5 separate regions of the Homo sapiens genome follow, and all the other regions are linked to region 5. The links are chromatin loops, found by intact Hi-C in ENCODE. Cell type or tissue: mammary epithelial cell. All regions are shown on one strand. Links, peaks and the distances in the headings refer to the core of each region. The heading gives the core; the rest is flanking DNA. Region 1 has its middle 92 kb from the start of CACNA1A. Region 2 overlaps PRKACA (protein kinase cAMP-activated catalytic subunit alpha). Region 3 overlaps ADGRE5 (adhesion G protein-coupled receptor E5). Region 4 overlaps ADGRL1 (adhesion G protein-coupled receptor L1). Region 5 overlaps NANOS3 (nanos C2HC-type zinc finger 3).

The links. A loop is a pair of places that touch in the nucleus more often than their neighbours do. Peaks named below come from ENCODE experiments on the same cell type or tissue, not always from the same donor. Only the 100,000 strongest peaks of a DNase experiment are listed, where the experiment ranks them.
Region 1: a loop joins it to region 5, with 6 times the contacts of the local background. A loop is called at or near these places in 17 of 110 quality-filtered maps.
Region 2: it touches region 5 in a loop (10-fold over the local background); 14 of 110 quality-filtered maps call a loop at or near these places.
Region 3: it touches region 5 in a loop (14-fold over the local background); 5 of 110 quality-filtered maps call a loop at or near these places.
Region 4: a loop joins it to region 5, with 9 times the contacts of the local background. A loop is called at or near these places in 9 of 110 quality-filtered maps.

Annotation. Positions count from the first base shown.
Region 1 is chr19:13,595,760-13,600,800 of GRCh38, forward strand. No RefSeq gene overlaps it. Among named protein-coding and RNA genes, the nearest start is that of CACNA1A, 92 kb to the left of the region's middle. RefSeq lists an enhancer at 1,936-2,230. In mammary epithelial cell, for the core only: a CTCF peak has its summit at 2,072 (motif pointing right); no DNase peak of the experiment used is centred there.
Region 2 is chr19:14,111,369-14,117,329 of GRCh38, forward strand. The region is part of intron 1 of PRKACA (protein kinase cAMP-activated catalytic subunit alpha); the gene reads right to left. SMIM46 (small integral membrane protein 46) reads right to left here and starts at 1,108. Exons shown (of 1, transcript NM_001414411.1): 1 at 956-1,108. The coding sequence starts at 1,108. The coding sequence ends at 956. RefSeq lists an enhancer at 1,563-2,250. In mammary epithelial cell, for the core only: CTCF peaks have their summits at 2,871 (motif pointing right) and 3,621 (motif pointing left); no DNase peak of the experiment used is centred there; H3K4me3 peaks cover 902 bases.
Region 3 is chr19:14,404,270-14,409,071 of GRCh38, forward strand. It overlaps ADGRE5 (adhesion G protein-coupled receptor E5), which reads left to right. Exons shown (of 20, transcript NM_078481.4): 13 at 114-293; 14 at 1,479-1,670; 15 at 2,062-2,288; 16 at 2,431-2,497; 17 at 2,600-2,691; 18 at 2,792-2,960; 19 at 3,639-3,740; 20 at 3,823-4,454. The coding sequence ends at 3,852. It overlaps DDX39A (DExD-box helicase 39A), which reads right to left. Exons shown (of 11, transcript NM_005804.4): 10 at 4,768-4,802; 11 at 4,529-4,683. The coding sequence ends at 4,667. Among named protein-coding and RNA genes, the nearest start is that of DDX39A, 13 kb to the right of the region's middle. RefSeq lists enhancers at 886-1,515, 1,088-1,382, 1,516-2,145, 3,528-3,757 and a silencer at 1,660-2,179. In mammary epithelial cell, for the core only: a CTCF peak has its summit at 2,084 (motif pointing left); a DNase peak (open chromatin) is centred at 1,922; H3K4me3 peaks cover 578 bases.
Region 4 is chr19:14,193,121-14,199,388 of GRCh38, forward strand. The region is part of intron 1 of ADGRL1 (adhesion G protein-coupled receptor L1); the gene reads right to left. Among named protein-coding and RNA genes, the nearest start is that of ADGRL1, 9.9 kb to the right of the region's middle. In mammary epithelial cell, for the core only: a CTCF peak has its summit at 3,102 (motif pointing right); no DNase peak of the experiment used is centred there.
Region 5 is chr19:13,877,787-13,884,054 of GRCh38, forward strand. NANOS3 (nanos C2HC-type zinc finger 3) reads left to right here. Exons shown (of 2, transcript NM_001098622.3): 2 at 2,656-2,971. The coding sequence ends at 2,717. BRME1 (break repair meiotic recombinase recruitment factor 1) reads right to left here. Exons shown (of 9, transcript NM_001345843.2): 8 at 5,522-5,614; 9 at 4,562-5,166. The coding sequence ends at 5,016. Among named protein-coding and RNA genes, the nearest start is that of NANOS3, 3.8 kb to the left of the region's middle. RefSeq lists enhancers at 2,210-2,359, 3,483-3,572, 4,163-4,312, 5,138-5,983. In mammary epithelial cell, for the core only: a CTCF peak has its summit at 2,502 (motif pointing right); a DNase peak (open chromatin) is centred at 2,545; H3K4me3 peaks cover 267 bases; H3K27ac peaks cover 660 bases.

The DNA of each region.
Region 1 (5,041 bases), core at 1-4,000, 280 kb before region 5:
TGAGGTCCCCAGAGTCATCAGATTCATGAGACAGAAAGTGGAATGATGGGTGCCAGGGGCTGGGGAGTGAGTGTTTCATGGAGACAGAGTTTCAGTTTGGAGTGATGAAAAAGTTCTGGAGATCAGCCGGGCATGGTGGCTCATGCCTGTAATCTTGGCACTTTGGGAGCTGAGCGGGGCTGACCACTTGAGGTCAGGAGTTCGATACCAGCCTGTCCAACATGGCCAAATCCCATCTCTACTAAAAATACAAAAATTAGCTGGGCGTGGTAGCAGGCGCCTATAATCCCAGCTACTCGGGAGGCTGAGGCAGGAGAATCCCTTGAATCCGTGAGATGGAGGTTGCAGTGAGCCAAGATCATGCCACTGCACTCCAGCCTGGAAGACAGAGCGAGACTCTGTCTCAAAACAAACAAAACGTTCTGGAGATGGATGGTGGTGACGGTTGCACAACAATGCGAATCTACTTAATGCCACTGAACTGTATGCTTAAAAATGGTTAAAATGGTCAATTTTACGTTGTGTGTATTTTACCACAATAAAAAGAGAGAGAAACGATGAAATGCAACACACAAGCCTTCTTGATTCAAAAAACTCAACTGTAAAAAGATGAGCAAGGAAATCTGAATGTGGACCAGAAATTAGATATAAAAATCATGATTAATATTGTCAGTGTGATGTGATTAAGATGTGTCTGTGTGCTTTAGAGATGTAGTCTGAAGTTTGCAAAAATCACATAAGGTCAGGGATTTACTTTTAAACATCTCAGAAAGAGGATATGGATTTATGATGTGAGTCTGGCACAATCCTGATAATTATTAAATTTTAATGGATACGAAAGTCTCACTGACCTCTTTTTCCTACTTTTAGTGTATTGGAACATCTTCAGAATAAAAAGCTCTCACAGAGCACGGTATTCAAAAAGCGAAGGCAAACTTCTAAAACATAAGGGTAGAAGCGTGTTGTACTATTAAATCAAACTATTAAGCCATTTGGAAATATATATATCTTGTTGATGTCTCATCCTTTTCACGTTTTTATTTTTATGTGTATTTTACAGTGCATATAACACATTTAGCAAAATATTTTTATAAATTATATATAACTAAAAATGCATGGGCCGTGGCTACGCATTTCAGCTATGAGTGTGCTCAAAAATTGTTTTGCTGGCTGGGGTAGGAGTTCAGAAGTTTGGAGATCATGGCTATAAGGACGCTTTGGGCCAGGCATGGTGACTCATGCCTGTAATCCCAGCAATTTGGGAGGCCAAGGCAAGAGGGTCGCTTGAGCCCACGAGTTCGAGACCAACCTGAGCAACATAGCAAGATCCCATCTTTACCAAAAAAAATTGTTTTTAATTAGCTGGGCATGGTGTCATGCACCTGTAGTCCCAGCTACTTGCAAGGCTGAGGTGGGAGGATCGTTTGAACCCAGGAGGCAGAGGTTGCAGTGAGCCGTGATAGGGCCACTGCACTCCAGCCTGGGTGACAGAGCAAGACCCTGCCTCCAAAATTAATTAATTAATTAAAATTTGTAAAAATGAAAATAAATTAAAGAAACTTTTATGGGTTCTAGAAACCAAGGCAGACGTTAAAGGGAATAGGTGCTTTTCCTGGTTATTTATGGAATGATGGATGGGTGGATGGACAGATTGGTATATAAGATGATAGGTGGGTGGATGGACGGAAGAATGAATGGAAGAATGGATGGAAGAATGGATGGATGAATGGGTGAATGGAAGAATGGGTGAGTGGGTGGGTGGGTTGGGTGGATGGATAGATGTGTGGACAGGTGGGTGAATGGGAAGTTGGTTGGATGGCTGGAAAATGGATGGATGGGAGAAAGAACAGGGAGGTGGATGAATGGATTGATGGGTAGAAAGATGGATGGGTGATGGACGGATGGATGGATGGATGCATGCACAATTAGAAGTTTAAATGGGTGGGTGGTGGGTGGGTGAGTGGACAGATGAGTGGATGGAGGGGAGGTTAAGAGGAACCCAGTTTTGTGGCAGGTGGTGGGGAAGTCACAACATGCCTTCCTAAATGATGCTCAAACACGCCAGTAGATGTCAGACTAACCTCAGGAAACCACCTCGGGGCCAAGCTTGCACCACCCTGGCCCCATCCTGAAGTTCTTTGATTCAAAATGAGCAAAGGCTCATTTTAATAAAACAGTTTGCATTGCACCCTGTATTTACACACTCCCTCACCAGCACCCTCCCAACTCAAATGGCATTTATAACCCCACTTCCTCTCCTGCAAATGGAAAAATGGGGCCAGGGTGGGTGTCTGGTGAAGGGTGCTTCCCACAGGGTCAGGTCGGGAGCATCAAGAGGGTAAGAGAGTAAATTTTGGGGTCCCCTAAATTGATTAGTATCCATATCAGCCTCAGCTCCAATCAAAATAATATTTATATTCTCATCCCACACTCCTGATGTCTGCTCAGGAATCCACCCTAGGCCTGTGCCTTTGCCAAAAAAAAAAAAAAACTTTTGAGGAAAAGGAAAGTAAAGGGGAAGGGGAAAGGGAAAGAGAAAAGAAGAGAGGGAAGGGAAGGGAAGGGACCCTGTCTCAAAAGGAAAGAAAGAAAAGAGAAAGAAATAAAAAGAAAGAAAGAAAGAGAGAGGAAGGAAGGAAGGAAAAAAGAAAAGAAGGAAGGAAGGAAAAAAGAAAAGGAAGGAAGGAGAGACCCTGTCAAAAAGGAAGGAAGGAAGGAAAGGAAGGAAGGAAGAAAGGAAAGAAGGAAAAAAGGAAGGAAGGAGGAGAGAGAGAAGAGAGACACTGTCTTAAAAGGAAATGAAAGAAAAGAGGGAAAGGAGAGAGGGAGGGAAAGAAAGAGGAAGGAAGGAAGGGAGGGAGGGAGGGAGGGAAGGAAGGAAGGGAGGGAGGGAGGGAGGGAGGGAAGGAGGGAGGAAGGAAAGAAAAAACCCAGTAGCTCCCCCACTGTGTGGAAAAGGATGCGTAGGGGCCGGCCTGAGACTGAACCTTCACACAAACCACCTTCAACCCTCGAACAGCCAAGACCCCAGCTCAGGAAAGCCATTCATCCAACATTGCCCAGCAGCAACTACATGACAGAGCCAGTTCCACCCCCAGTGTCTCCCACCAGAAGACCCACTTTTGGGGTCACTGACAAAGAGAAAGGGGGACCCAGAACCAGACTCAACTGAAGCCACCACGTACTCCCAGCCCTATCTAGGTCCCTCTCTGCCTTCACACACTTCTGTCTTCAGCCCTGAAACCCGCAGATTTCAACTCAACACTGGAAGTAGAAATGGGATTCCCACGTTTTTCCCCAGAAAGCAGCATTTCTCAGCCATCTCAACAGAAATATTTGCTGGCTGAGCGCAGTGGCTCACGCCTGTAATTCTAGCACTTTGGGAGGCCAAGGCGGGTGGATCATTTGAGGTCAGGAGTTTGAGACCAGCCTGACCAATATGATGAAACCCCGTCTCTACTAAAAATACAAAAATTAGCCAGGCATAGTGGCGTGTGCCTGTGGTCCCAGCTACTTGGGAGGCTGAGGCAGAAGAATCTCTTGAACCCAGGAGGCGGACTTTGCAGTGAGCCGAGATTGGGCCACTGCACTCCAGCCTGGGTGACAGAGCAAGATTCAGTCTCAAAAAAAAAAAACAAAAAAAAAAACCAGAAAGAAAGAAAGAAAGATTTGCCAACCCATCAGAGTGGACACTCACAATCCTGGGAGCCTGGTCCTGGCTGCCCCATCCATGGTTAATCTCTGTTGCCTCAGCCTGGGGCAGCTCAGGGATTCACAGAGCCGGATGGGGGTGTCCGGGGGGCATAAGGCAACCAGTATTGATCAGTTAGCAGGGAAGGATTTTGAGATTTCAGAAGCCAGCACAGCCTTATCAATATGTTCCAGCTGCATGAATTTGCTCCCCGAAAAAGCTCGCCAAAAACATCCTAACCCCCAAGGGATCCCCGGTACAGCCGCACCGCCCCCCGATCACCACCACCCAGGCATACTCACTCCCATTCTTTCCTCCTGGCCTGGGGGGTGCTGTGGATTTTGTGGGCCTGGTGGGCCAAGATGACATCTCGGTGATCCACCACGCCGCCCCGCCGCCTCAGAGGGGGGCCCTCGAAGCAGATGCTGAGCCGGGGAGGCCGAGTGTCCTGCAGGGCGCTGGGCGTGCCCCGAGCTGCGGTTGTGCAGGGCGTCATAGTAACTGGGGCGCGAGAGCATGGAGTCGGGGACCCAGGAAGACTTCAACATCCACGGGCCTCGCTCAGAAATCCCAGGGTCTTCTCCCTCCAGCACAGTGAGGGGGAAACTAGAAGAAGAAAGAGGAGACAGAGAGGGCCAGTGTGAGGGAGAGGCAGACAGAGCTCACAGAGGGCAAGGAGAAGGGAACTCAGAAGACAAGGAGAGGCCGCCCCACCCTCCTTCGCAGAAAGTCAAAATACACCCCAGCCCAGGCTGGCCGGGATTTAGTAGTTCCTTGGCAACTCAGGGCCCAGAAAGCCAGTTCTTAGGAGCTGCCCGGCAACATATGTGCCCCATGGAGCAAAACACTATGAGGCTGTGCCGCGGGCACTCGCTCCACCTCCCAGGTGCCGGCCACAGAGGGCGGGATGCTGGATTTCTCAGCATCTCTATGTCTCCTTCTGCAAAATGAGCCACCATGGGCCTGGGGGTTGGCTCTCCCTCAGTCCCTTGGTCCTGTGAGCTCTGGAAAGCTGAAAGGGTGAGTTCAAGAGGCAGTTTTAAACGCACGTGGAAGGCTGGGTGCAGTGGCTCCCCCAGGTAATCCTAGCACTTTGGGAGGCAGAGGTAGCCAGATCACCTGAGGTGAGGGGTTCGAGACCAGCCTGGCCAACATGGTGAAGCCCTGTCTCTACTAAAAATACAAAAATTTAGCCGAGCATGATGGCCCATGCCTGTAATCCACATGCCTGTAATCCCAGCTGCTCAGGAGGCTGAGGCAGGAGAATCGCTTGAACCCAGGAGGCAGAGGTTGCAGTGAGCCGAGGTCCCACCACTGCACTCCAGCCTGGGTGACAGTGAGACTCTGTCT
Region 2 (5,961 bases), core at 1,962-5,961, 240 kb after region 5:
CCTGGACAACAAGAGTGAAACTCTGTCTCAAAAAAAAAAAAAAGAAAGTGGTAGATGGCAGATGGAGAGAGACCGTGGCCAAGAAGGCCCCACAATAAATGACCAGGCGGAGAGGGGATAGGCAATGAATGGCCAGGAGTCCTAGATGGGTGCCTGGCTGGGCCACCAACTAGCCCAGGGGCCTGAGCCTGGGGGTCACACCAAATCCAACACTTTCACTAGCAGAACCTTTGTTTGAGTGTTTTATTTTGTTTTGAGATGGGGTCTTGCTATGTTGCCCAGGCTGGTCTCCAACTTCTGGCCTCAATGGATTCCCCCACCTTAGTCTCCCAAAGTGCTGGGATTACGGGCATGAGCCACTGTGCCTGGCTTCAGTCATAGAACCTTTGTGACAGAAAACATCTTCCTTGGAAACCTCCAAATAATCCACACAGAATTCAGCAGTGGGTGGGGAGGGTGGAGGGTGCCCTCTTGGGATTCTACCTTCACCCACACAAGAAGGCAGAGAGGTGCCAGGCTTGAAGGGAATCCAAAAGGTCTGGTCCGTTTTCCCTTTGCTCTTAGCAAAAAGGAAAGAATTGCTGAATCCTGCACCTCCCCGACTCGCTGAGCTCCCAGCCCCTGGCTGTCCGCTGGTGCCCCACAGAGTCGCTCCACAGGGTGCCTTGCTGTTAGCATGGCCCTTCTCTGGCCTCTCAAAGGACCAGAGCGCCCAGGCTCTGTCCCCTCTGGTGCCACTAGCCCTGTTAGCTTGTCAGATTTGGGGATGGGGCATGGGGGAGGCCAGTGCCAGGAGGAGCAGGCAGAGAGAGGGATGATGGGGGGGAGGGGCAGGTAACCTCAATCAAGAGGCCCCACACTCACCTCTGCTTCCTGTCTCTTCCAGGAAAGGGTAGAATAAAGGGTGGGTGGGATGGGGTGATCTGGCGGCCTTCTGCCCCCTGGCCAGGGAGGCTCAGGGTGCTGGCTGTGGCTTAGGCCCCCGGAAGGTGCGGTGCAGGTAGCCCAGGAAACGTACAGCCAGGTGGGCCCAGAGGAGCAGCTGCAGCCACAGCTGGAAGGTGGTCTCCAAGTCCCCACCCTGGCTGCTGCCTGATCCCAGATCCATCCCCAGCCCCCTTGGGCTCTCCCTGGAATCTTCCTTTTGCTGAGAAACCAGGAAAACGCAGAGCCTCTAAGTCAGCTTCCTTGGGATGGCCTCAGGGGACCAGGGAGGAGGAGCTGGTTGCCACAGAAGCTTTTAAAGGTACCTGCTCCAAGCTAGCCAAGGTTTGCAGAGGGCTCCCTTGGCAGGAGGCAATGGGAAGATTCTCCCGAGGGTGTCCCTCTGGCTGGCCTGCGTGCCCCAGGGCGGGGCGATAAAACTAACTTCCCTTTCCACGGACTTCACTGCTCCCAGGACGCCAGGCCCTGCCTTCCTCAGTGGGCACTGGACTGTGCAGAGGACAGCGCCTGATGTGCCCAGAGCAGTGCCCACTGGGCAGAGGGGAAAGAGTTAAGGTTCAGGATCAGGCAACAGCCAGAGACTCCTTAGGGGCTAAAGAGGCCCCAGAGCTCCCTTAATTCGCTGAAAGAACAGCTGGAGAGAAAGGCTTGGGGCGGGGGGCGACAAGAGCCACCCTGCCTCCTCCCCTGAACTCCCTTTCAATGTGGAACCCCCAAATCCTGCTATCCTGAGAGAGAAAATGGGTATATCTGACTCTTTTGTTTTGCTCCTATGCGGGGGTGGAGAGGGGAAAGGCATCCCGGGATGTCCTTGGCCTCTCTCAAACCTTGCCCTGTGCTTGGCTCTACTCTCGGCCATGAAAGTCCAAACCGGAAACGAGCGGCTAAACCCAGGGGTGGGGGAGGGGGAGGCAGCCTTGACCATCTTCCTCCTTCTTTCCAGATCCCAAAAGAAGCAGAGGGTCAGTGGCAGCCTCTTTGAGTGTGCCCGGCATCCAGGACCCCTGCTAGCAACAGGAAGTGGCAGAGGATGGTAACCCAGCCAGCTGCTGGCCTGTACAGCCTGCCGCCCTGCCCACATCTCCCACACGGGGGGTGCCAGCTCTCACTCTGGTCCAGATTCCATTTGGGTTCATAGGGAAAACTCCTTGACACCCCTTGAAAAGCCAGGACCACAGCAGAAAGCAGAAATCTAGAAACTCGCCCTGGGAATGGGGAATTGCAACAGCAGAATATCAATTTGGGCAAGGGGCTTGGGGTCTCTCTCGGAAGGAGCCCAGCCACAGAACCCCCTTCCTCCGGACAACAATCTCAGACCTTCTGCCCTTTTGAAATCTGGCTGTCCTGGGAATTCTGGGGCAGGAATGCCCAGCCTGGGCTGGGCCCCCTACTCGAGGCTGGCTGATTCCTCCAGTGGAGCCTGGATTCCCTGCTCTGGGCTTACCTAAATGACACAACTCTGAGCTGGACCCCAACACTGGCTGGAACGACCCCCATTCTGAGCTGGACCCCAACACTGGGATGGCTCATCCTACAGTCTGAGCTGAACCCCAACACTGGGATGGACCACTCCACCACCCCTCTCTGAGCTGGCCCCCTGCCGGGTGGACCATCCTCCCTTGTCTGAACTGGGCCACCGATCCCCTCTCTCTTCCCCAGGCCGCACAGCCCGGGGCTGTACAGGAGGCGTTTCCAGGGCCAGCCAGGGGTTCACATCCTTCTTCTCTTCGCCTGTGCCCCAGACCCCGCTGCAGCCCCTCCCTGACTTAAGGGGCAGAGTGTGCCTAGGAAGTTGCTATAGTAACAGGACTCAGCCTCACCATCGCTGGAGTTGGAAGCCATCACTCAGTCCTGTTCTCAGGGCACCGGCACTACGGTGGCTGGGAAGGCTCATGAGACCTGCCGTGTCTGTTCGGCTGTCTGTCCCCAGAACCCTGCCTGCAGGGGGAGCTAGGGAGCCGTGGGGTGGGAGCAGGAAGAGAAACCCAACCCAGAGGCCACTGGGTGTGGAGGAGGGACAGATAGGGCCCTCCGAGTTTCTGTAGACGCGGTTGCGCTAAGGGGAGAGCTGCCTTGATAAGACCTCTTGGGCACCCATACAACTGCCAAGGCACAGAAGGTGTTTGGCCGTCTTAGGCATCCATAGGATGTTACACGGCACTAGTTCTTCCCATCTAGGGTCTTCTTGGGGGGTGCTTTTCTCTCTTTGCCAGGATCTGCTTGTGTCCTGGGGATCGGGGGCTCCCTTTTACTAGCTCTGCCCCTTCCCCTGTGGGCCAGCTCCCAGGGGTATCTTCAGCCAGTGCCAGCCACGACCTGAGCCCCACTTGGCTGTCTGACCTGGGCGCCTGCCCCCTGGGGCCGCTGCTCCCTCTCCATTCTTCCAACTTGGCCAGAGCCTGGGCCTTAGTCTTTTTTCTTGGCCCTCTCAGCTCTCCCAATGGCTTTGCCATCTTTGGGTGTAGATTCCCCCAACTCCACTCCAGGGTTCATTCTGGATCCCTGGCCTCTTGGGAGGAGGCGGACTCTGTCCTGCCCTGGCACAGAGATGGTACCACAGGGGACTGCAGGATGCTTAACTGGTGCCTCCCAAGGCCTGGGCATTTTCCTGACCCCAGTCGGGCCGGCGTCTGGCAGATGAAATCCAGGTGCCCCCTGCAGGCTGGCCTGGCTACTGCCCCTGCCCCTGCCCCACCCTTCTAAGAGGGCAAATTTTGTCTAACTCCATCCTCTCAGAATCAGAGCGCCTCAAAGCAAAGAGGGACTTCCTTCCTCATCTTATTTCCTTCTCTGGGAGCCTCTGGGAGGAAGTACAGCTTCGGGCGTTTCTCAACGTGTGACATAGTCCCATTGGCAGAACATGACATGATTTTCGGGATGTTTCATTTATCTAGTTACACTGTATTTAATGCGTATCAGAGAAAATATAACTGGCATGGCAATCCCATGATTTCATTTATATTATTGTTTAGAATGAGCTCCAAGTTTACATCTGAACACAAGTGAGTAAAACTTTTATTATTTTAAATTAAGAAAATATGATAGAGTAAAAATCTGGGAGGCTGCTGAAAAATGTCAAAGTCGGGGAATTCTGGGGTCCAAGAAGTTTGCTGGTAGATGGATCTGGATGTGAATCCTGCCTCTGTGACATCATCTATGTCATGGATGTCATTTCTACCAGAGGGCTCCTTTGGAAAATTTGGATAACAGCCCGTTATGAAAGTCACCAGAGTAGGTATCTCTATCCGCCTGGCCATTTAGCCTGTGGCACAGCCTAGATGCCCAATAAATAGTAGCTCTATTTTACCATGATCATTCATTCCTGGGTGTCTGACCTGTGCTCTGAGAGAATCAGTGGTTCCTTCCAGAGCCTCTGATCTTTTTCTTGGGATCCTTTTTCTTGTGTGGCTTTCCACCCCCCACCACATGTGTCTGATAGCCTTGAAGGTTTTCCAGGACTGTCATCTCCCCAACTTTCAACTGAGCTACCGCAATATATAGCTGCCTGCCTCTACCTTCCACCTCCCAGCTGGCCTCACCTGCTGGGGGCCTGACTCCTCCCCCCCCGGCCAAGTCCCCTCCAAGCTCATGCCCAGACCTTTTTTGGACACTACCCACCTGCTCCTCTGTCATCAGGCACTCAGCTACAGGCATTTCCCTCCCCAGCCCCCACCCATTGGTGACATGTCAGGCCTCTTCATGATCGCTCTGTGACTCTGAGTTCTGCTATTTGAATCCGTATGGGAATAAAGTTCCCTGGCTTTCATACCTTTCTGGGAGGGGGCATTCAGGAAACTCAGATGCTGGGGTTTGAGACCAAAAACTGGCCTTCCTTTTCGACCAATAGTTCCGACTATTTCTGGGTAAGTGGACAGGGGATCCCAGCTGCCTTCCAGCTTTCAGACTGGAGTGACAACAATTTAAGAGCTGTAAAAATTGGGAATGGGGTTCAAGACCATTTCTGATGGTATTTCCAGATAGAGAATCTCTTTCTCTGGCTGGCTGGAAAAGACCAACCTAATGTGTGGGCAAGTGGGTGAAACAGGTCTCTCTCTGGCTGAGCCCTGGGAATGATCAGAATCACTAGACGTCAAAGCAAATCACTAGACGTCACCCATTACTCTCTTTGACTGCCTCCTCCTCCCCAGTGCTCTTTCTGACCATCTCAGTTAGAACCGAATGAACCTCGCTAAACCCAGACACTTTTCATCCCAAGCCAGGAGTGGTGGAAGAAGCCCCAGGGACTGGGTGAATGACGGAGCCTCAGTTGTGAAACGACCATTTATTGAGGGGCCCTCCATGGAGCCTAGAGCTCACTGCAAGACAGGAAATGAGAGGGGGCTCTGCCACCACCCCCTTACCCCAACGCAGGAAAGAGGATGCAATGAATCCCAACAAGACCAGCTCAAACTTGGCTTTGGAAGCACTGAAGCAATTCTCTACGTTCATAAACAGTCTGCTACCCCAGCCAGGGACAGACGCTTGCTTGGAGGACGGAGCACAAGCAGAGCAGCAGAATGACAGAGTGACAGGATGAGAGAGGCAGAGGGACCCAGAAAGATCCTGTCCCCCATGCCAAGTGACACAGAAGAAAAAAATAATGCTGGAGGTGGCTCTGGGAAATGTTCAGGGGGCAGGATGGGTTTGGAAGGGGGGGCTGTGCTAAGGTGAAGAGGGAAAGGGCAGGAGAAAGATGGCGGGGGCTGGAGGGGGGAGGGGTGTGGTCAGCAAGTGGCCAAGGTCCCTGCGCGGTGGAGGCAGACAGACCTCATCGCATTCCCAAACTGGTAGAAACCTGGGTCGGGGTCAGGCAGAGGATCCCATAGGTGAGAGAGGTGAGTGAGGAAGTGGGGGGATTAGAATCTGGGAAGAGGGGCCAGGAAAGGAGGGGGTAGGCTGGTGACAGGGGCCCATGTGGGGCCCCAGCGGTCATACGTGCCATGGTTGGCAGTGACAGCTGGGGGGGAGCACGGTCTTTGCAGCATGGGGCGGCCCTAGGGGAAGGGGACCCCTACA
Region 3 (4,802 bases), core at 1-4,000, 530 kb after region 5:
GCGCTCGGTCAATACTCATCTAGTAAAAAGCAGCCCTCTTAGACTCAGCCCAAGCCCAGGACCTAAGAGTGAGCTCCAGGCCAACCTTTCTGACCACCCCCATCTGCCCACAGGACGTGATGCCTGGGCCACGGCAGGAGCTGCTCTGTGCCTTCTGGAAGAGTGACAGCGACAGGGGAGGGCACTGGGCCACCGAGGGCTGCCAGGTGCTGGGCAGCAAGAACGGCAGCACCACCTGCCAATGCAGCCACCTGAGCAGCTTTGCGATCCTTATGGCTCATTATGACGTGGAGGTAAGTAGCTGGAGGCATCCTCAAGTGCCCACAGGTAATGAGGTCCAGCTGCAACCAGACAGGCAGCTAGTTCTCCATGGAGCCCTACTGGTTGCTCAGATATATCTGCATGGTTGCACAGCCCAGGTGTCCCCACGTCACACCCTTCGCAGCCTCTTCCTTTGGCCTCTTCTCTACAACCCAGCAACTATACACTGGGTGCAGCCACTAGCTCCGCTCCTCTGCCTGTCCATCCCGTACCAGTTGTGAGATGTCAACTAAAAGCTCCCCATGGAGAGCATTCCAAGGGGGCACCACTTGCCCGTTTTTTTTTTTTTTTGAGACGGAGTCTCTGTCGCCCAGGTTGGAGTATGGTGGCACAATCTCAGCTAGTGAGGTTCAAGGGATTCTCCTGCCTTAGCCTCCCGAGTAGCCGAGATTACAGGCGTGCACCACCATGCCTGAGTAATTTTTGGTATTTTTAGTAGAGACAGGGTTTCACCATGTTGCCCAGGCTAGTCTCAAACTCCTGACCTCAGGTGATCCACCCACCTCGGCCTCCCGAAGTGCTGGGCTTACAGGTGTCAGCCACCGCACCCGGCCTCTTTTTTTTTTTCTTTTGGACAGAGTCTTGCTCTATCGCTTAGGCTGGAGTGCAGTAGTGTGATCTTGGCTCACTGCAACCCCCGCCTCCGGATTCAAGCGATTCTCCTGCCTCAGCCTCCCAAGTAGCTGGGATTACAGGTGCATGCCACCATGCACCGCTAATTTTTGTATTTTTAGTAGAGGCGGGGTTTCACTATGTTGGGCAGGCTGGTCTCGAACTCCTGACCTCAGGTGATCTGCCCCCCCTCAGCCTCTCAAAGTGCTAGGATTAGAGGCATGAGCCACCACACCCAGCCTGGAGCACCACTTTCTGTACGTGACTTCAGTAGGATCCATCGTTAAGCTGGGCCTTGTCGAAAACTGCAATTAACCAGGCAGAGAAGGGGGGCGCCTGTGGTCCAGGCCAAAGGCCCAGCAAGCACAAAAATGTGAAATCCCTAGACTCCCCTTCCAGCTGGTAAGTGTGGCCAGATCTAGGAGGGACAAGGGAGGAGGTCAGAGAGGTGGGCCCGTCAAAGTGTGGGGGGGAAAAGGGACCACAAAGAGGGCAGGAAGGCCTCATGCCCTGAAGGAACCCTGAGCACCCGGTGCCACTCCTAGGACTGGAAGCTGACCCTGATCACCAGGGTGGGACTGGCGCTGTCACTCTTCTGCCTGCTGCTGTGCATCCTCACTTTCCTGCTGGTGCGGCCCATCCAGGGCTCGCGCACCACCATACACCTGCACCTCTGCATCTGCCTCTTCGTGGGCTCCACCATCTTCCTGGCCGGCATCGAGAACGAAGGCGGCCAGGTGAGGTCCCGCCCCGCTCCCTCCTGAGCTCTGGGGTCAGGGAGGCCTGGGAGGGGTTAGCCCCGCCCACTCCCGGGGCTCAGTCGGGTAGGCGGGCCCTGGAGGCATGAGGCCCCGCCCCTGTCCGGGATCTGGCCCCGCCCACCGGGGGGTCGGGTTGTCTCTTTAAAGGGCGCTGGCTTTGGAGCTGCCTGGCCACACCCCGAGTGCCCGCTCGCTTCTGAGCGTTGTTGGGGGTGGGCCCTGGGGGGAAACCTGGCCCCCGCTCCAGACCCGCCCACCCTCCGGCTGTGGTCCCGCCCACTCTCGGGACCTGGCAGGCGACTGGCTCTGGCGCCGCATGCCCCTCCCCGCGCTGACGTCGCTCCGCCCCTCCGTCCCCGCCCCGCAGGTGGGGCTGCGCTGCCGCCTGGTGGCCGGGCTGCTGCACTACTGTTTCCTGGCCGCCTTCTGCTGGATGAGCCTCGAAGGCCTGGAGCTCTACTTTCTTGTGGTGCGCGTGTTCCAAGGCCAGGGCCTGAGTACGCGCTGGCTCTGCCTGATCGGCTATGGCGTGCCCCTGCTCATCGTGGGCGTCTCGGCTGCCATCTACAGCAAGGGCTACGGCCGCCCCAGATAGTGAGTGCAGCGAGATGGGGCAGGAGGAAGGCGGGGTGCTGGGCCTGGGGCTCACAGGCAGTGCCACACACAATGTCCGGCCGCCCTCCGTTCCGCTCCTGGCTTCCTGGGGCACTGATGGGACCCCTCCCTTCCCTCCTAGCTGCTGGTTGGACTTTGAGCAGGGCTTCCTCTGGAGCTTCTTGGGACCTGTGACCTTCATCATTTTGGTAAGTACCCACTCTCCCTCCACCGAAGCCCGAGCGCCACAGGCCCAGGCCCGGCTGGACCATCGCTCTCGCCCTCTAACCCACAATCTGCTCCCTGCCCAGTGCAATGCTGTCATTTTCGTGACTACCGTCTGGAAGCTCACTCAGAAGTTTTCTGAAATCAATCCAGACATGAAGAAATTAAAGAAGGCGAGGTGAGAGGAGAGGCTGGAAGGACTTGGAGGCGGGGCCGGGGTGAGGGGCATGAAGCTGGAGGTGAGGTGGGGGCCCACGCTGCAACCCCGCTCCTCGCAGGGCGCTGACCATCACGGCCATCGCGCAGCTCTTCCTGTTGGGCTGCACCTGGGTCTTTGGCCTGTTCATCTTCGACGATCGGAGCTTGGTGCTGACCTATGTGTTTACCATCCTCAACTGCCTGCAGGGCGCCTTCCTCTACCTGCTGCACTGCCTGCTCAACAAGAAGGTGGGGGCCTGGGCACAGTGGCGCACGCCTGTCATCCTCCCACCTATTTGGGAGGCTGAGGTGGGAGGATTGCTTGAGCCCAGAAGTTGGAGACCAGCCTGGGCAACATAACCAGATGCTGTCTTTACAAAAAAATTCAAAGATAGCCAGGGTGAGGCGCCTGTAATCCCAACAGTTTGGGAGGCCGAGGTGGGCAGATCACCTGAGGTCAGTAATTCAAGACCAGCCTGGCCAACATGGTGAAACCCTGTCTCTACTAAAAATACAAAAATTAGCCAGGCATGGTGGCACACGCCTGTAGTCCCAGCTACTTGGGAGGCTGAGGCAGGAGAATCATTTGAACCAGGAGTGCAGTGGGCCAAGATGGCACCATTGCACTCCAGCCTGGGTGACAGTGAGACTTGTCTCCAAAAAAAAAAAAAAAAGCCGGGTGTGCTGAATACCCATCTCAGCTTCTCAGGAGGCTGGGGCAAGAGGATCACTTGGGCCCAGGAGTTCAAGGTTGCAGTAAGCTATGATGGTGCCACTACACTCCAGCCTGGGTGACAGGGGGACCCGATCTCAAAAAAAAGACAAACACAAAAACACCAAGAAGGTGGGGCTGAGGGCAGAGCATGGGGAGGAGCGTGCATGGTCCCAGGGCCTGCTCCTGCCCTGACTTGGTGTCTGGGCCGGCAGGTTCGGGAAGAATACCGGAAGTGGGCCTGCCTAGTTGCTGGGGGGAGCAAGTACTCAGAATTCACCTCCACCACGTCTGGCACTGGCCACAATCAGACCCGGGTAAGGGGCTGCGCCTGGGGCGGGTGTGGGCAGGAAGGCACCAGGGCTAGCGGGGCTCAGGCCTCTGGGCTCTCCTCTCCAGGCCCTCAGGGCATCAGAGTCCGGCATATGAAGGCGCATGGTTCTGGACGGCCCAGCAGCTCCTGTGGCCACAGCAGCTTTGTACACGAAGACCATCCATCCTCCCTTCGTCCACCACTCTACTCCCTCCACCCTCCCTCCCTGATCCCGTGTGCCACCAGGAGGGAGTGGCAGCTATAGTCTGGCACCAAAGTCCAGGACACCCAGTGGGGTGGAGTCGGAGCCACTGGTCCTGCTGCTGGCTGCCTCTCTGCTCCACCTTGTGACCCAGGGTGGGGACAGGGGCTGGCCCAGGGCTGCAATGCAGCATGTTGCCCTGGCACCTGTGGCCAGTACTCGGGACAGACTAAGGGCGCTTGTCCCATCCTGGACTTTTCCTCTCATGTCTTTGCTGCAGAACTGAAGAGACTAGGCGCTGGGGCTCAGCTTCCCTCTTAAGCTAAGACTGATGTCAGAGGCCCCATGGCGAGGCCCCTTGGGGCCACTGCCTGAGGCTCACGGTACAGAGGCCTGCCCTGCCTGGCCGGGCAGGAGGTTCTCACTGTTGTGAAGGTTGTAGACGTTGTGTAATGTGTTTTTATCTGTTAAAATTTTTCAGTGTTGACACTTAAAATTAAACACATGCATACAGAAGATGGCCTTGCCTGCTGGTGGTGATTCAGAGGCCGGGCCCAGGGTGTCCGTGAAAGGCCAAGATGACCAAGAAATAGATGGGGTGGGAGCCAGGCTTCCATAATAACAAGTTTATTCTCATACAATCTCTAGCTTCTCAACAGTGGCGCCTGGAAAGGGGAGGTGAAGCTGCATGCGGGCGGCTCCGGGTGGGCGGCTCTGGCACGTGGTGGTTACCGGCTCTGCTCGACTGTAAGACATGAGATGCAGTGAACTGAAGGGCCGGGGGAGGAACCCTCTGCCCCAGACCCCTGGCCCTGCCCAAGGCACTTACTGTATGTGGAGATGTCGATTTCCTCTGGAAGTTCT
Region 4 (6,268 bases), core at 1,347-5,346, 320 kb after region 5:
CCCAGAGTGGCTCCCCTAGGAAGCTCCAGACACCCCCAGGAACCAGCCTCAGCTTGGCAGGTGGTGGGTGTCCCCCGGGAGACCCAGGCCTGACCATCCCTGAGGCCTCTGGAGGGGGAGGATTGAAATATGGCCCCCCGCCCCCACCGCCAAAAAAAAAAAAAAAAAAAAAACTCAGGCTGGGCACAGTGCACAGTGGCTCACACCTACAACCCCAGTACTTTGGGAGGCCAAGGTGGGAGGATCACTTGAGCCCTGGAGTTTGAGACCAGCCTGAGCAACATAGTGAGACCCCATCTCCACAAAAAACACAAAAATTAGCCGAGCACGGTGGCACGTGCCTATAGTCCCAGCTACTGGGAAGGCTGAAGGGGGAGGGTTGCTTGAGCCCAGGAGGTTGAGGCTGCAGTGAGCTCTGATTGCACCATTGCATTCTAGCCTGGGCAAGAGAGTGGGACCCCATGTCAAAAATACAAAAGATATGTTGAAGTCCCAACTCCTGATAACTCAAATGTGACTGTGTTGGGAACATCTGGAGTCCTTACAGAGATAATCAAGTTAAAATGAGGTCATTAGTGTGGGTCCTAATCCAACAACTGACGCCCTTATACAAAGGAGAAACCTGGACACAGACATGCACAGAAGACCATGTGACCATGAAGGCAGAGATCAGAGTGATGCTTCTAGAAGCCAGGGAAGATTGCCAGTTAATGACCAAAAGAAGCCAGGAGACAGGCCTGCAACGGATTCTGCCTGAAGGCTCCCAGAAGGAACCAACCCTGACAACACCTTGATCTTGGACTTCCAACCTCCAGAGCTGGGAGGCGACACAATTCTGTTGTTGGCTGCAGTGGCTCACGCCTGTAATCCCAGCACTTTGGGAGGCCAAGGCGGGAGAATTGCTTGAGCCCAGGAGTTTGAGACCAGCCTGGGCAACACAGTGAGACCCCAGCTCTACAAACAAATATAAAAAAGTAGCTGGGCATGATGGGATGCACCTGTAGTCCCAGCTGCTCGGGAGGCTGAGGCTGCAGTGACCTGTGATCGCACCAGTACACTTCAGCCTGGGCAATAGAGCAAGACCTCATCTCTGAAACATAAACAAAAAAACCAATAAAGTCTCTGTTGCTAAAGCTGTCCCGTCTGTGGTAATTTGTTGTGGGAGCCTAGGAAATTCATATAGGGAGTCAGGACACAAAGAGAGTGAGGAGGGAGGCAGAGATGGGGGCAAGGGCCTGAGCCACAGAACTTTAAAGAAACCATTTACAGGAAACAGCAAACGACAGGGTGAGCATCTAGCTGGGCTCTCCAGCAAGGAACCACCTGAGATGCCTGGGACAGTGACGGACAGCTCCAAGTGCCAGCCCGAGCAGCTTCCACGTGTAACTCATGTAATCCTAATAACCATTTAGGAAGGAGAGATGCTTGTACCCACAGTTTACAGAGGAGGAAAGTGAGGTCCTGTCATTGAAGAGATATACCCAGGGACACTCAACTGGTAAGGGGGCTTGAACCCAGGGAGGGCTGGCTCCCCAGGTTGGGCTTGGTGAGCTGTGGGGGGATCCTGGGGGGCCAGAAGAGCCCCCACCCCCGGGCCCACACTGTATTTGAGTGTCTATGCAACCTCAGAGCTGGTCACGCCTGGACGTTCTACACCTGGGAAGCCAGGTGAGCCCACACCTGTGTCCGTCCCCACCTTGCACCTCAGTAGTCTCTGGTCACCTTATTTGTCTTTCTTTTTTCTTTCCTTCTTTCTTCTCTTTTTTTTTTTTTTCCTTTGAGACAGCAGGATCTTGCTGTGTCGCCCAGGCTGGAGTGCAATGGTGCACTCTCAGCTCACTGCAGCCTCATCCTCCCAGGCTCAAGTGATCCTCCCAGCTCAGCCTCCCGAGTAGCTGGGACTACAGGCACACAAAACCATGCCCGGCTAATTTTTGTGTTTTTTGTAGAGATGAGGTTTCACCATGTTGCCCAGGCTGGTCTTGAATTCCTGGGCTCAAGCGATCCTCCCGCCTCAGCCTCCCAAAGTGCTGGGATTACAGGTGTACCCAGGAATCCATTGCACCCAGCCATAGGCGACCCTATCTCACCCATGGGAAACGGGGCTGCACACCTGCCTGTATGTTCGCATCTAAGCCCTGCGTCTGTCTCAAGTCAAGGGTCGGTGCGGCAGGGTGGGCCACTGAGGCCCAGACTCTGTCCTCGGGTGCCCTGTGATGGGGATGGGGAGAGCAACAGGAGGAGAAGCGGCTGCTGGGGGAGAGGGGGCGCCTCTAGCCTGCCCTAGCCTGCAGTTGCCATGGCAACCCTCTGCGTGCTCGAGTGGGTGGGAGTCTGAGTGCCTTGGGTGGGGGGTGGGGGAACCAAGGTGGGGATCTGGGATCTGGGCCCCCTTCATGGTCTCCTCCCTTCCTGGCAGCAGCCGGCCCCTCCACACACAGCCCTCTGGCTGCATCTCCTGCCTCCTGCCCACTCCCCAAACCCAGCCGCCCATGAGCCCGCCTCCTTCAGGAAGCCCTCAGGCATCCGGCAGGTCCATAAGGAAGCCGCAGGCCCTGGGGTGACTATGAAGGATCAGCTGAGAGTTGAAGCCCCTGAATTTCAATCTGCTGTGTAGCTTCAGAGCAAGCACTTGGCCTCTCTGAACCTATTTCCCCATTGCTGCTCAGGGACTAACAGACCTACCTCGCAGAGACAGAGCACGTGCCCAGAGAGGGCCCAGGTACATGATCCTCGGGCAGGGCAGGGTTCTCACAGCATCTCCAGTCCCTGCCCCATCCTCCAGCTCAGTGGATGGCAGCCCAGTCCCTCCAGGGGCTCAGGAACCGGACAGTCATCCTGGATCCCTCTCCCCTCACATCACATCCAGCCCCGTCAGGTCCTGTGGCTACTCCTTCAGAGTCCACTCACCTCTCGCCACTCCTCAGCTTCTCTGGTCCAGCCCCATCATCTCCTGGCTGGACCCCACTTCCCCACCTCACTGTCTACACCTCGTCTCCCTATCTATCTGCCACCCCTGTCCCATCCAATCTCTACCTCGAGGCGAGAACAATCTTTGCAAAATGAAACTGTCTACAGTATGTTTCCCCCAGGGCCACCAGAGGGCGCGTGTGAGCATCTAAGTCAGCCGCTTCCCTCCTCTGCTCAGAACCCTCCGTGGCTCCCACCTCACTCGACCAAAAGCCAAAGTCTGTATCATACAAAGGCTCTGCACTGGGCCGGATGTGGCGGCGCACACCTGTAATCCCAGCACTTCAGGAGGCTGAAGAGGGCTGATTGCTTGGGCTCAGAAGTTCCAGACCAGCCTGGGGAACATAGTGAAACCTTGTCTCTGCCAAAAATACAAAAAGTTAGCCAGGCATAGTGGCACACGCCTGTGATCCCAGCTCCTCGGGAGGCTTAGGTGGGAGGATCTCTTGAGCCCGGGTGGTGGAGGTTGCAGTGAGCTGAGATTATGCCACTGCACTCTAGCTTGGGCAACAGAGCAAGACCCCATCTCAAAAACAAAAAACAAACAAGCCCTGTACAATGTGAAACACCAGGCACTGTTCTGCCTTAGGGCCTCTTCACGGGCTGTTTCTCTCTTCCCCAGATCCCCTCACAGCTCCTCCTGCATCTTCCTTTTGGTCTTTCCTCAAACATCACTAGTTCAGCAAGGTCCTGCTGGCCCCCACACTCCTACACCATGTCCTGACTTGATTTCTCCATACCTATCACCAGCACGCCATGCATTTTATTTGCTTATGAACTCTCTGCTACTAGATGCTGGCTCTGCAGGGTGGGGTTTGCATACTACACTCAGCACAGCGCCTGGCACAAGCAGGAAGCTGAAATATAATTGTTCAACGAAGAACCTTTTAAAGGTCACCCTGGAGCTGGGCACAGTGGCTCATGCCTGTAATCCTAGCACTTTGGGAGACCAATGCAGAATTGCTTGTGTCCAGGAGTTTGAGACCAGCCTGGGCAACACAGTGAGATCCTGTCTCTACAAAAATTTAAAAATTAGCCAGGCATGGTGGCACACACCTGTGGTCCTGGCTACTCGGGAGGCTGAGGCAGCAGGGTCATTCAAGCCCAAAAAGTCAAGGCTGCAGTGAGCTATGATCATGCCACTGCACTCCAGCCTGGGTGACAAAACAAGACTCCGTCTCTAAATAAAATAAAATAAAGGTCACCCCGGCCACCAAGCAGCACTGGACTGCAGAGGGGTAGGGGTCGTTCAAAAAATTCCCTGCCCCCGCCCCCAACACCTTCTCCCTCATCTCCCCATCTATCTGCCACCCCGTCCCATCCAGTCTCTACCCTGAGGTCAGAACGATCTTTGCAAAATGGAAATCCAATTACACCCCTCCCTGCCTACAACCCTCCATGGCTCCCTATTGCCTGTGATGCTCTAACATGGCATCTCAGGCCCTGCTGTCCTGCCACCTTCCCATCACTTCTACTCAGCGTCTGTCTCTCTCTCACACACAGTTCCTTATTCTGCTCTCCCTCCAAAGGGCTCTGCCCAGAGGACAGCATTCGTATCTCTCATATCCACTCTCACAGCACACAGGGTCTCTGTGTTTTGCTCCCCTAACTGGACTTGGGCTCAGCTGTTAAATGTCTGTCTTCCCCACCATCGAGGGACTCTGACGGGAAAGTACCATTGTGGGTTGGGCTGGCTCTTGTTGCATACCCAACCCTGGGCAAGGAGTGGATGCTTATTCATTTGTTTAATGAATGAAGATGAAATAGACCCAAAAAGCAGATCATCTATTCAGTGGATGTTTACCGAGTTCCCAACTGGTCACAAGTGCAATGGAGGAAGGTGTGCTTGACAGGGGGTATACATGTAGGTGCAACTGTAGACAGGGTGGCCAGGAAATGCCTCCCCTAAAAAGTGACATTTCGGCAGAGGTCTTGAGGAGGTGAGCCATCTAGGTACCTGTGCAAAGAGCATTCTGGGCAGAGGAAACAGCACGTGCAAAGGTCCTGGGGTAGGAATGTGCTGAGATGTGGCTGGGGCCCTGCAAGCAAGGGGAAGAGTGGAAGGAGGTGAGGGCGGCTGGGGAGGGGGGTCACAGAGGCCATACAGGGCCTTGTGGACCTCAGGGAGGACTTTGGCTTTCTAGAGAGGTGGGAGCCATCGGGAATCCTGAACAGAGGGATGGGATCTGGCTCGGGTGTTCACAGGTGTCCTCTGGCCGCAGAGGTGGAGATCAGACTGTGTGTGGGGAGGGTTGCTGGGAGTGGAGGGTACTCTCTACCCCACCTGTCCCTTGCCTTTTGTCCACAGGGCTGTCAAAGCCAGAAACCTGAAGCTTCCACCAAGCACTGGCTGCTTCTGGCCCCCACCTTGCTGGTTGCCTCCTGGCCTCCCTTCTGGCCTCCTGGCCTCCCTTCCTGCCAACTATGGCTCTCTCCCACGTAGCAGCTAGAGGGAGCTCATGCTAAACATTCTCACCCTGCCATCTGGATCCTGACGCAAACCCCCTACCTCTACCCCCACCCCTGCCACAGGCCCTGGCAGCCCCACAGTCACAAGTCCAGCCAGCAGCCTCCAGCTTCTCTCCACATGCAGTTGTGAAACATTTCTCCTTCCTCCCCTTTGAGCCACCATCTTCTGTCTGACCTCAGGGCAGCCCCTCTCTCTCACAGATGCTCCTTCCCCTCCACCATACCCCTCCTCCCCCTCCAGGTTGCAGCTGGGAAGCCCCCTCCTCCGGGAAGCCTTCCCTGACTTGCAACTCTGTTGCGCTCACCATCATGGCACGTCCACACCACAGTGGCCTGTGGTCTGTTTCCACTCCAAAGTGTTCACTGTCCAGCCCCAACCTTTGCACTCTGAGCTCAGCAGAGCAGAGCTGAAAAGAGTTCTAGAAGCTAGGGCCCGAGCAGAGGGCACAGAGGCGGGATCCCCCTGCCTCATCAGATGCTGGCAGGTAAGGGGCAGGGTAAGACCAGGAGACAGGGGCATGGTGCCTAGCAGGGCAGGAGAGAAGAGGCCTCCGGCATAGCGCCCTTAAGTTGCAGGTTCAAATCCAGGCTGTGCGCCGTCATGTCAGCACGACAGGACACCCACGTCACTCCTCTCAATTCTGTCTCTCCACGGGGGAGCTGGGGAACGAGAGCCTCCCAGGGTGGCTGTGGGGGTTAGAAATAATTTTCGGCAATTCCACACATCTTTTTTGGAGCATCTTCTATGTGCCAGACACTGAGGGGCTGGGTACAAAAAAGTCGATTCTATAGCGTACCAGTGTTGTGAAAGAAGATAAAGCCAGGAAAA
Region 5 (6,268 bases), core at 240-4,239:
GGGGACCTGTCCGAGGGTAGTGGCTGAGCCCCCCTGTGAAGTAAGATTAGCCCCAGTACCCACCTCCAAGGGTTAGGGGAAGACCTTAGAGAGAGCTTAGAACAGCAGTTGATTTTATTTACGTATTTATTTATTTATCTTGAGACAGGTCTCTTTCTGTTGCTCAGGCTGGAGTGCAGTGGCGCCATCTCGGCTCACTGCAACCTCCACCTCCTGGATTCAAGCGATTCTCCTGCCCCAGCTTCCTGGGTAGCTGGGATTATAGGCGCGCGCCACCACACCCGGCTAATTGCCACCATGCCCGGCTAAATTTTGTATTTTTAGTAGAGATGGGGTTTCACCATGTTGGCCAGGCTGGTCTCAAAACTCCTGATCTCGTGATCCGCCCACCTCGGCCTCCCAAACTGCTGAGATTACAGGCGTGAGCACCGCACCGAGCCAGTTTGTTTATGTATTTATTTATTTATCTTGAGACAGAGTCTCTTTCTGTCACCCAGGCTGGAGTGCAGTGGCATGATCTTGGCTCACTGCAACCTCTGCCTTCCGGGTTCAAGCGATTCTTCTGCCTCAGCCTCCTGAGAAGCTGAGATTACAGGCGCCTGCCACCATGGCCAGCTAATTTTTGTATTTTTAGTAGAGATGGGGTTTCACCATGTTGGCCAGGCTGGTCTCGAACTCCCAACCTCGTGATCCACCCTCCTCAGCCTCCCAAAGTGCTGGGATTACAGGCATCAGCCACCACATCTGGCCCGCAGGGTTATTATAGATGCAGAAAGAAGACTTTTATTTTATTTATTTATCAATTTATTTTTCTTCCTTTTTTTTTTTAATTTTTTTTTTTGAGATAGAGTCTCGCTCTATCCACCCAGGCTGGATGGAGTTCAGTGGTGCGATCTTGGCTCACTGCAACCTCTGCCTCCTGGGTTCAAGCGATTCTCCTGCCTCAGCCTCCCGAGTAGCTGGAATTACAGGCGTGCACCACCATTCCTGGTGTGTTTTTTTTTTCCTCCCATAGAAACAGGGTCTTACTATGTTTCCCAGGCCGGTCTCAAACACGGCTTAGGTGATCCTCCTGCCTAGGCATCCCAAAATGCTAGGATTATAGGCGTGAGCCACCACGCCTGGCCCCAGTGAGGTTTTCTTTCTTTCTTTCTTTTATTTGATTATTTTTCTGAGATGGAGTCTTGCTCTGTCACCCAGGCTAGAGTGCAGTGGCGCGATCTTGGCTCACTGCAACCTGTCTCCCGGGTTCAAGCGATTCTCTTACCTCAGCCTCCCGAGTAGCTGGGATTACAGGCACCCACCACCACGCACGGCTAATTTTTGTATTTTTAGTACAGACGGGATTTCACCATCTTGGCCAGGCTGAGTCTTGAACTCCTGACCTCGAGATCCACCCGCCTTAGCCTCCCGAAGTGCTGATATTACAGGCTTGAGCCACCATGCCTGGCCCCCAGTGAGGTTTTAAAAGAGAAACTCGTTCTAGCAACTTAAATTGCCTTTGAGGAAGTCAGCTAACAGAGGAGGGGCCAGTCTAACTAGGTGTGTTTGGGCACTGCCTCCCCCAGCAGACTGTGAGCTCCTGGAGGATAGTGACTGGGAGAGGACGACCCCTCCCAACTACTCTCAGGCAGCTTTGCAGTGAACATTTCTTAAAGTCATGAAAGGGTCAGGTGTGATGGCTTACACCTGTAATCCCAATACTTTGGGAGGCCAAGGCAGGAGGATCGCTTGAGCCCAAGAGTTTGAGACCAGCCAGGGCAACATGGTGAAACCCAGTGTCTACAAAAAATTAGCTGGGCATGGTAGTGTGTGCCTGTAGTCCCAGCTACTTGGGAGGCTGACGAGGGAGGATCGCTTGGGTCCAGGGGACAGAGGCTGCAGTGAGCTGAGATGGTGCCACTGCACTGCAGCCTGGGCAACACAGCAAGACCTCGTCTTAAAAAAAAAAAAAAGCACTGGTCATGGTGGCTCATGCCTGTAATCCCAGTACTTGGGGAAGCTGAGGCAGGTGGATCACCTGAGGTCAGGAATTCAAGACCAGCCTGGCCAACATGGTGAAACCCCGTCTCTACTGAAAATACAAAAAATTAACTGGGCATGGTGGCATGCGCCTGTAATCCCTGCTACTCGGGGGGCTGAGACAGGAGAATCGCTAGAACCCGGGAGGTGGAGGTCGCAGTGAGCTGAGGTCACGTCACTGCACTCCAGCCTGGGCGACAGAGTGAGACTCCGTCTCACAAAAAAAAGAAAGCATGAAAGACTGCCTCCAGGAGAAGATAGTGTTTCCTGTGAGGTTTGATGCTGTCTCACTGGGAGACGCTGGAGGCCAAAAGGACATAGGGAAGATGGTGTCCTGCGGCCAGCCTTTCTGATGAACAACTTTTGGGAGTAACAGATCCGGGGACCCCAGAGCACGGCGGCCACGAGAGGGCACCACAGTCGCAGAATCGGAACTCCTGTGCTTTGTCTCGGGCTCTGGGTCCCAGCGGGGCCGCCCGGCGGAGCCAGAGACGTCACGGGGTCGCTGTCTCCGGAGCAGCCCCTGGGTGGCGCCAGAGGTCCAGCAGGCCCGGAGGCCGAGTCCGTGGGCAACTTGGGGAGCGTTGAGTCATCGCCTGTGATTAAGCATTTCTCTCCCTCCCCCTCCACTAGGTTTCAGAGGTGCCGGGAAGTCTGAGCCTTCGCCCTCCTGCTCTCCCTCCATGTCCACCTAGGAGGCTGCCTACACCTGGGCAAGGGCACCCGGGCTCGGCTGGATTTCCAGGAAGACCCACCCTATGACGACTGCCCCCACTCCCAGACCCTCCCCCCAGCCTGGGATTGAGCCCTGGGGATGACCCGGGGTTGGCAAGGGAAGAGCTGAAATCGCCCTGTCCTTGGGGACCCCACCCTTTGTGCCATCTGCCGTTTCCCTAGTGCTGGGCATCCAGTCAGCCCTCAATAAATGCTTATGAATGGATCAACAACAGACAAGCCCTGGTCTTGGGACAAGGTGTAGTGTGAACCTTGCTGGGAGTCCTGTACCTAGATCTCCCCTTCTCCTTCTTTGAGTTTCGGCACCCTGGGGTGCTGGGGTGAGCTGCTTTGTGCAGAGAAACACAAGTGGGTGCCTTGGGGTAGCTGGGGGGGTTCATGGCACCTCAAAGCCAGATCGACATCATGAGACCCTTTCTGTGGACATTTGGTCTTTCAGCCACCCCCTGCACTGACATGCAAGATGGGTGGACTCCTCCCATCCCACCCCCAGCTCCGTACTGGAGGTGGGGGCTTCATTTGAGGAAGAAATTGACACACAACTAGACAGAGCCCCCCCCCCCGACATCCTCATCACTAAGGAAGGTGAATGTTTATGTCACCATGGATGCCCCAGTGACAAGCCAGGCAGTTTAGAGCAAGGGAGGGACATTTAGGGGGCAGGGAATGGGACCATGTCCTGGGTGGGCTTGGGCAGGAGCAGAAGGATGGGGCTGTTCTGGCAGGGCGGGGGGGAAATGCATGTGGGGGAATCCCCACACCCCTGCCTGCCTCCTCCACCTCCAGATCTTGTCCTGTTGGGGCAACAGGTGGCAGTGCTCAGGAAGCCAGTGCGCCCACTGTGCAGTCCACATTCCTACCCCGCCCCCGTCCCACAAACCAGCCCTGAGGCCTGTGGTCTGGCAGCGGGGAGCAGGAATCGAGCTCTTTGCTGTCCCCTCTGCCCTTGGCTTTCCGACTTAAAAGACTTAAATTGGAACCGGAGGCCCTGGGGATGGGGGTGGGCTCTTGCAGACAGCTGGGTCGTGGAGGGGGAAGTGGGGAGGAGGAGAAAGAAAACAGAAGGATCCCAGCGGCTCCCAGGGTCTGGGAATGGAGTTACAGTTTCCTAGGGCAGAGCCGCTGGGGCTGGAGACCCGGGGAACTGGGCTTACACCAGGGCATGTCCTGGTGGACAGGGGGCTCACCTGGGTGTGAACCCACCCTGCTCTTTCCTCCCCTCCTGCATCAGGTCTCCAGGGTGTAAGGCTGCAGGGTGGGAGGAGGACCCCGCCTGAGCCATGGGAGCTGGGGTGCAGGAGTCACAGAGTGCTTCATGATGTCGAAGGTCCAGTCAGCCTTTCAGTGACAGATTTCACAGAGGCATTGTTTTCTGTAAACTGGGGATGACAGCAGCCCCTGTGGTTGCTAACAGGACTGTCATCTGGCTCGAGAGGCTTGCGTGGGATGAGAAATGCCACGACTTCAGCCATGTTTGCATCCATAACCTCCTGGGATGGCCTCCTTCCTGTCTGGGGCCCACAGGCAGCTTGTCCTGGAGGATGGGCCAAGCCACCGGAGCGCAGGACTCACCCTGCAGCTGGATGATCGCCCAGGGCGTCTCTTAGGCTTCGACCCGCGTGTATGCTCAAGAGCCTGCACACAGATGTGGGCACACAGTCACCCACCCCTGGAGATTCGCCCCCCCCTTGCTTTCCCAGGGAAGCTGAGGCATAAAACTCGTAGAGGGCGAGGAGGAGGAAGTGGGTAGAGAGGTTTGTGGGCGGAAGGTGAAGGAACTGAAGCCTCAGCCCCAAACAGCAGGTCACGGGGCCTCTACAGAATCATTTATTATGGGTCTTCCCAGAAGAAATAAAATGGAAATGGGGAGAAAGAAAACAAAGGGAGCTCTCTTCTCCTCCAGGAAAGAAACAAATTCTGAACCATCCATACTTGGCTCAGGACCCTAAAATTTGCAAATCCGGACAGGATGGGCCCTGCTCAGAGGTGGCCAGCTTCCTGGAGCCCAGGCCCGCTTGAAGTCACTGGGGCTGTGGGAGACACAGTTTCCCTCCCTGAAGCCAAGGGTGGCAAATGACCTTGACCCTGGCCAGGTGAGGCCAGGACCTCACGGCCTCCTTTGTGTTGTCCATGGAAGACCAACTTCCGGGCAACTGAAGGGAGGTTTGTAGGGTCCACTAGGACCCCCTGGAGCATCTTGGAGGAGGTCTGCGGACATGGGGGCTGGGTGGCAAAGGAAACACAGACCTCAAAGTGGCCTACAACTCCCTCCAGGGTGGGTCCCCTCGAGGGATATTCCCAGGCCCCTTGGAAGGGTAAGGCAGGGGGGCTTTGCCTCCCAGCTTTGTCTTCCGGTAGTTAAGGCGCTTGAAAGCTTCCAGGTCCCGGTGGGTGCCCATGATCAGCCGGCTGTGGGGGAAACACAGGCATGCGTGTGGGGCTCAGTGGTCACCAGGTGACAGAGGGGGCCGCGCCTCACAGCCACATGGTCACCAATGACTCAGGTGCACACACACGGCTCACACACGTGCACATAACCAGAAAGGGCCTGTTGTAGCACAGGCTGGGCCTGTTGCAGCCTTTCTTCAGAGCCTGTGTTCTGCAAAGGACGGGGGAGGGGGGCCACGGTGAGGACCCAGCAGCAGTGAGGTGCCTGACCCTCGCTGCCCACCTAGGGGCTTCACACTTCAGTCCCTCCCTGCTCCTCTGAGTCCCCACTGGCCTCCCGCAGACCCTGTGCCGTGAGTCCAAGCCCACCCCGTACTTCAGGTTGGAGAGCTCAACGATGAGGCCACGCACGACGTTGGTGGCATCCTCCATCCTGGAGGCCTCAGAGGCCTGGATCCCCACGAAGGTCCTGGCCAGCAGGGAAGGAAATTGAGAGTGGCCCGACCTCACTGGACTACCAGAGCTCTCCAGTGGGAGGGGCTTCCGCAGGGCCTCGCGCCATCTTTTCCAGGTGTCCAGCCTGTCCTCCTCTGTTCACGACAGAACCCTGATGGCCAACCCAGCTGGCTCCACTGCCCAGCAGGCCCAGAACCCAACCGCTTCTCCCCTACCTGCCCTGCCCTCTCAGGACGCTGCTGCCACCGCCTCCCTATCTCCTGCCCCTGTGGCTTGTCCCCCACAGGCACTGGGGGCTGTGAACTTGGAAACCTAGCTCAGAGGCAAGCCCTCTCCTCCCGCAGCTGTGCACCACCTGCCTGCCCCGTGCCCTCCCCTCATCCCCCGCTTCTCCCCTCCCCTCGGCTCTAGCCACACTAGACTCCTGGCCATTCCTTGAGCACCTCTCAGGATTCTGGAATGTTCTTTCCCAAATGTCTCCTCCTGGTGGTGGCTTCCCTGATTCCTCCTTACATTTTAACCCCTTCTCCGCTGCCTTTTTTTCCCCAACACTCTGCCATCTGACTATCTAATCTGCTGTCTCTCATGTCCCCACACCCCGAATCCCCCAGTAGCATTCAACTCTGTGTTTTGTCCCACACTGCCTCCCCAGCACCCAGGGCAGTGC